Linked DNA regions of Mus musculus: region 1 is linked to region 2. A link is a loop called in an ENCODE intact Hi-C map of the cell type or tissue named here. Cell type or tissue: heart. All regions are shown on one strand. Links, peaks and the distances in the headings refer to the core of each region. The heading gives the core; the rest is flanking DNA. Region 1 holds the start of Mettl8 (methyltransferase like 8). Region 2 holds the start of Dync1i2 (dynein cytoplasmic 1 intermediate chain 2).

Region 1 (2,911 bases), core at 155-2,654, 160 kb before region 2:
GCATCCAGTTGTTGGGACTTAATATGTTAAAGTGAATGCGCGGAAGGTATGATCACAATATGCCCACTACTTGCTACTGTTTTTGTGGTAATAGTGGAGCATAGTGGCATCTTAGAAGTCATGTGAAAAACAAGCACAGAAACCAAAGCTCAGCCATGGTGGGAGAGCACAGAAAGACAAGAGCTGCGACAAGAAAGACAAAAAGGAAATGATGAGTGCAATTCAGCAATGATTTGCATTTCGCTTCAGCCAAAGAAAATCCAGCTATATTTTTCTGGGTTCCAGCATTTCAGTGACAGCTGCATTCATGAATGACCAAATTAACTATTGTGGAGCTTTCTAAAAATATACAAAGCACTCACTCCACCGTATGCTATAAGCAGGTCATGAAATATCAGGGGGGGAAAAAAAAAACCTCCAACAAAACAACCAAACAAACAAACAAAAAAGCCAGACCCCGAAGGAAATGCATCAAGGGTATAAGAGTTTTCCATTTAAAACAACAAAATGAAACGGCTAACGTTTGATCCAGCACATCCATCCTGTACTGTACTTCTGTCGATCAGAAAGCTGGTGTGCTTACTGACTTTTTCTTTAAGCACTTAAGATCACGGAGTGGCATGCCAAGTCTATTAAGTCTATGTGGGAGATGCAGACACCACACTAAAGGGGTTTACAATGAGGTTACGGGTCGCATTTGGTATACAGTTACGGAAATTTTTAGTATGTTAGTAATTTTGAACACGCAGGCTGAGCTAGTTCACAGAGAATGTTATTTTTTACTTAGAGAAGTCAACCTGGATTATCTTAGGCAGTTCAATAAGAATGCAAACATTTCATATTTTATTCCCTATAAGGGGGAAAAATGGAAGGAGGAAGAAAACACAGCAATTACCACAAAACCAGTCAGGGTCCCCGCTGGCCACACAAGGACGAGCCTTTGGGAAGGAGAAATTCAATCCTACTTTGATGGGAAAAACAGCAACTTTCACCACTAATTACCATACAAAAGCATAGTGGTTACACAACTAAATGTTGAAGTCAACCTCATCCACAACGTCCCAAGTGCGGCTGAGGGAAAGCCACGGGGCGTACCTTTGGAGGGTCCCACTGGCCACAACGCCCCTCTGGACGCGTGGCCAGAGCCTTGCAGGGCCAAAGGAGGGGTTGGCAGTCGTCCCACGACCAGGGCAGAAAGGGACTGCTTCCTGGGACACACAGGTGAAGCGACACCACCAGGTGGCTGCACAGCACCCACCAAAGCTATCCAGGTTTACCGCGTGCAGCCCGGAAGGCTACCCGACCCACTGCGCAGCCCTACGGCGCAGCCTATTAGGGCCAGGAGAGGCGGGCTAGGGGCAGGGAGGGGTGGGGCGGGGCCAGGCCAGCCCTCGCTCTGCCTGACGGGAATTGTAGTTCTGAAAAAGAAGCCATAGGGGCGGAAAAGGCCAAGGGGACTACATTTCCGGGAGAGGGAGTGGATACGGAGGGCCGCGAGGTGCAGCGTTAATCCCGAGAGCAGAAAGAAGGGCCAGGAAGGCGCCGTTGATTCTGTTCCTTTGCGTCAAATCCGTGTGTCGCTACCTCTTGATCTCTGCCCCGAGTCCCCAGCGCGGGGTCCCGCGTCAGCCTTCCTTTGAGGTTCGCAGGTGGCGGCTGCCACCCCTCGCGGAAGTGAGGGGCGCGCCCCTCCTGGGCCCTGCGGACCCCTAGTCTCCATGGGCCGGACCCGGAAGGCCAATGTGTGCCGCAGGCTGAGTCGCCGGGCTCTGGGCTTCTATGCACGCGACGCAGGCGTGGTGCAGAGGACGAACCTGGGCATCCTGCGGGCGCTGGTGTGCCAGGTGACGCCCGCCGAAGTCGGGGTGCCCGGGGTCCAACCTCCTGCCGGGCTGCAGTTTTTTACGCGCTCTGATACCCCTTTGAGGGTCTTACGTGGGGAGGGGCATCCGTGTCCCGCAATTAGGGTATTAGAAAATAGGTACTCAGGTCCGCCGCCTGGCGTAGTTTTTAAAAAGCTTCTTTTGCCTTCCTGCAAACAATCGATTCAAAACTTGGGCATCCAACTAAACCGACATCTATGGGCAGAGGGAGAAAAAAAAAAAAAAAAAAGGAGAAACAATGTACTTTAAAACTGTAGATTTCAACTACCCACCGAAAATGGTTCCATAGCAGGGGACTGAGTTCTTTCCTAAACTGAAATTCTTTGTGTCTTTCAGGAGAGTACTAAATTTAAGAATGTTTGGACAACTCATTCCAAGTCACCTATAGCCTATGAGAGAGGAAGAATATATTTTGACAATTACCGGTGCTGTGTCAGCAGGTAAATTCTTGGTGATGATTTTTTTTTTTTTTTGCTATAATCCACCTGACCCTAGTTTTTATAGAACCACGTGGCTTCTTTAGTACTTAGTGAAATTGGAAGATGAAAAAAAAAAAAAAAATGAGTCCATAATAAAACTAGGTGGAAAATGCATGTGATCTTAAAAACTCGTTAAGTCTAAAGTTTCGGACTTCATCTTTGTAAATACTTTTATTTCACACAAAATTATAGCACAGGCAAAATAATACGTTTCTCAGCACAGTTTGCTGTTTTATACCCATTTAAAGATCAGAGTCCAGAAAATGGGTTGTGAAATAATTAGATGCTGCTTAGGAGACAGGCATTTTGTTTTAGAAGTACTTTTTTTTTTTTCCCAAGAGAAAAAAAATGTTCAAACAAAAGTATAGTATTTGTAGATAAATAGTATTTAACAGCCAGCCTCCATCCATTCAAGGTCAGACTGAAGAGAACGACACAGTGAATTGATGCTTCCATGCCCGTCACCTGGATTAAGGGATTATGGAATTGCCGCTCTTTATCTTTCACTTTGCATCTGTAAGAATTATGGGCATTTTTCTGTGTGCCAAG
Region 2 (2,911 bases), core at 213-2,712:
AAAACTATTTGGAAAGAAGGAAACAAAGTCTGCATAACTAAACGCTCTTTGAAATTTTAAAGCTTCAAATTTGAGATCAATATTAAACTTAAACAATGTTCTTCCTGTCAGTTTTCTAGAAGATAAGAAAGTAATGCTTTGGTATTACCTTTAATATTTAGCAAATAACGCTTTAATACTTGGCAAATAATGCTTCAGATTATTCAAATAAATTCTTCAAGCCACATGCATCAGCCCATGCACTTCTGGTAAATTCTTATTTCAATTATTTTCTTTATATTAAAAATCTAACCAGATCCAATAGTATAAAATGCTTTCTTACCAAACACACTTTTTGGAGGAAACTATTCTGTTATAAAATACTAGAAATTATTTTTATGCTAATTATTTTTTTGTTTTGTTTTGTTTTGTTTTGTTTTTAGAGACAGGGTTTCTCTGTATAGCCCTGGTTGTCCTGGAACTCACTTTGTAGACCAGGCTGGCCTTGAACTAAGAAATCCGCCTGCCTCTGCCACTGTCTCCGGAGTGCTGGGATTAAAGGCGTGCGCCACCATGCCCTGCTTAAATTAATATATTTTTATTTAAAGATTTATTTATTTTATTTATACAAGAACACTGTAGCTATCTTCAGACACACCAGAAGAGGGCATCAGATCTCATTACAGATGGTTGTGAGTCACCAATGTGGTCGCTGGGAATTGAACTCAGGACCTCTGGAAGAGCAGCCAGTGCTCTTAACAGTTGAGCCATCTCTCCAGCCCCAATATATGTTTATTTTTGATCTTGTGTCACATGCTACAAGAATCCTCAATAATCCATGGCCCCTGCAAATCAATCTACGAGCACATGCCTATAAATAAACTTCTTAAAATGCCCTTTTCTCAGGTTCATTATGGAAAAACAGGACTTAAGATTTTGTTAATGTTGGGCCACAGACCTTAAGCAGCACATGCTGCATTGTAATCATTGTTCCACGGAAGAAAACACCTTCAATACAAACTCTGGAATGTTCTCATTAGCATTTTAAGGGCAGAAAGATGGCCTTGGTGCTGGGGACAGGAAAGCTAAGACTGACTACATATCCCAGCATTCCTTGCCTCTAGTGGGACCACAACTCCCACAGAGCTTCGCTCGCCCAGGCAGGGCGCCTGGTTGCCGGGACTTGAAGTTCTCTGGAGGTATTGAGGGCTCCGCCCCAGGATGTGAGGTGTGGTTGTCCAGCTTTTGCCAAAGCGGAAACGCTTCGGGCCCCGGGCCGGTGTATCTGTTTCAACCGGGAGATTCTGTTTTACAAAAGGTAAGTCACGGAGAGGCCGCCCCTCTGCGCTGGGCGGCAAAGACTCTGATTCTGTGTGAGACCGCGTCTCGGCGCAGCCATTTGTCCCTCGGCTCTCGCCGTAGCGGCCGCCGCCCATCCCTCTTTGTGTGCTTGGGACGCCGCGGATCTGCGGCGGCGACAGTTGGAGAGGGACGTTCCCGGGAAGTTACCGGCCAGAGAAAGCGATCTCCACTCCGCCACCTGACAGGTCGGTCGGCCGCGCTTCCTTCAAGTCCCTTTTGCCTCTGATGGCCGCTTTGGAGCTCGTAGGGCCGCCCGGCCGATATTCTGACAGCGCCGGCCCGGGTGACTCAAAGCGGCCTGGGGAGGCCACCAGGGCCCTTGGCAACCCTTCGGGACCCTCCGCAGGCGGCCTGGACCCTCGGGATTTGTCCTGCACCCGTCTGGTGGACCTCGGACACACCCCAGCCCGGACCGCACCCTCTTGGCCTTAAGCCTAGGGAGAAAGTAATTCCTTAAGCTTTGCTTGGTTTTTATTAATAAAGATCACTACTACTTGGGTCAGTAGCAATGACCAGGCACCTAGCGTGTGTGTTGGAGGTCTCTGAACACTGTGATTGTAAACATCATTCTAGACACTTTCCTTTTTCCGGAGTTTTAAGAAAATGAACCTGTCAGTCACGGAGCAGAGGCCCTGACCTGTCTGATAATGAGGGAGCTAACTGATCGCCCGTGCTTCAGCGGGACAAAATAGTTAGAGTTGAAGGAAGAAGTATTTCTTCAAACTAGATTCCAGGCAGTATTGGTATATTGTTGACAATTGGTCCTAAACAGAAAATAATATGTATTATTTATCATACATAATACAAAAAAAAATCATACAGAGTGATGTGTATGGAAACTTTCTTCAACAGCCCTTACAGTATGAAGCTTTTTAGAGACCTGAAAAGAGTGGGTGAAGAAACACGAGCTTTGCTTTGCGAGTTTGTTCAAATGACTTGGTTGGGAGTATATATAAGAGTGTATATTCTAGCTGCATATGTATCAAAAGATGGCCTAGTCGGCCATCACTGGAAAGAGAGGCCCATTGGATACGCAAACATTGTATGCCCCAGTACAGGGGAACGCCAGGGCCAAAAAGGGGGAGTGGGTGGGTAGGGGAGTGGGGGTGGGTGGGTATGGGGGACTTTTGGTATAGCATTGGAAATGTAAATGAGCTAAATACCTAATAAAAAATGGAAAAAAAAGTGTATATTAAAGGGATTTCCTGTTACTTGCTCACTAGTTTTTGCCCACTGTCCTGTCTTTCTGAAGTACGCTACCAAGAATTCTCCCTTTTTCATTTACATAGAAGAATGTTTTTCATTTTCATAGATGAATTTTTCCTCCTTACCAAATTTGCCCTTAATCCAACTTTATTGTGATCCTAAGAGATTCCTAGACTTTTCAAGAGGTTATTAACCCAGTTTCCTTAATCAAAAGCATTTAATCCTGCAGTTGTATGGAGAGAGACACTGACAAAGGTTGAACCAGTAATGTAGAGAAGGTAACAAGGTCCTGGCTCCTACCTTACATTGAGTCCCTAGGTTACCTTTCCAGTTCAGAAAGCTCCTCGTTCCTCCCTCCCTCCTG

What was found. Peaks named below come from ENCODE experiments on the same cell type or tissue, not always from the same donor. Only the 100,000 strongest peaks of a DNase experiment are listed, where the experiment ranks them.
Region 1: it touches region 2 in a loop (2.6-fold over the local background); 4 of 42 quality-filtered maps call a loop at or near these places.

The regions. Positions count from the first base shown.
Region 1 is chr2:71,054,276-71,057,186 of GRCm38, forward strand. It overlaps Mettl8 (methyltransferase like 8), which reads right to left and starts at 1,331. Exons shown (of 10, transcript NM_145524.3): 1 at 1,096-1,331. Dcaf17 (DDB1 and CUL4 associated factor 17) reads left to right here and starts at 1,469. Exons shown (of 14, transcript NM_001165980.1): 1 at 1,469-1,844; 2 at 2,220-2,323. The coding sequence starts at 1,719. In heart, for the core only: CTCF peaks have their summits at 1,254 (motif pointing right), 1,987 and 2,187; a DNase peak (open chromatin) is centred at 1,366; H3K4me3 peaks cover 2,003 bases; H3K27ac peaks cover 1,706 bases.
Region 2 is chr2:71,210,549-71,213,459 of GRCm38, forward strand. It overlaps Dync1i2 (dynein cytoplasmic 1 intermediate chain 2), which reads left to right and starts at 1,398. Exons shown (of 16, transcript NM_010064.4): 1 at 1,398-1,526. In heart, for the core only: no CTCF peak of the experiment used is centred there; a DNase peak (open chromatin) is centred at 1,153; H3K4me3 peaks cover 1,558 bases; H3K27ac peaks cover 1,568 bases.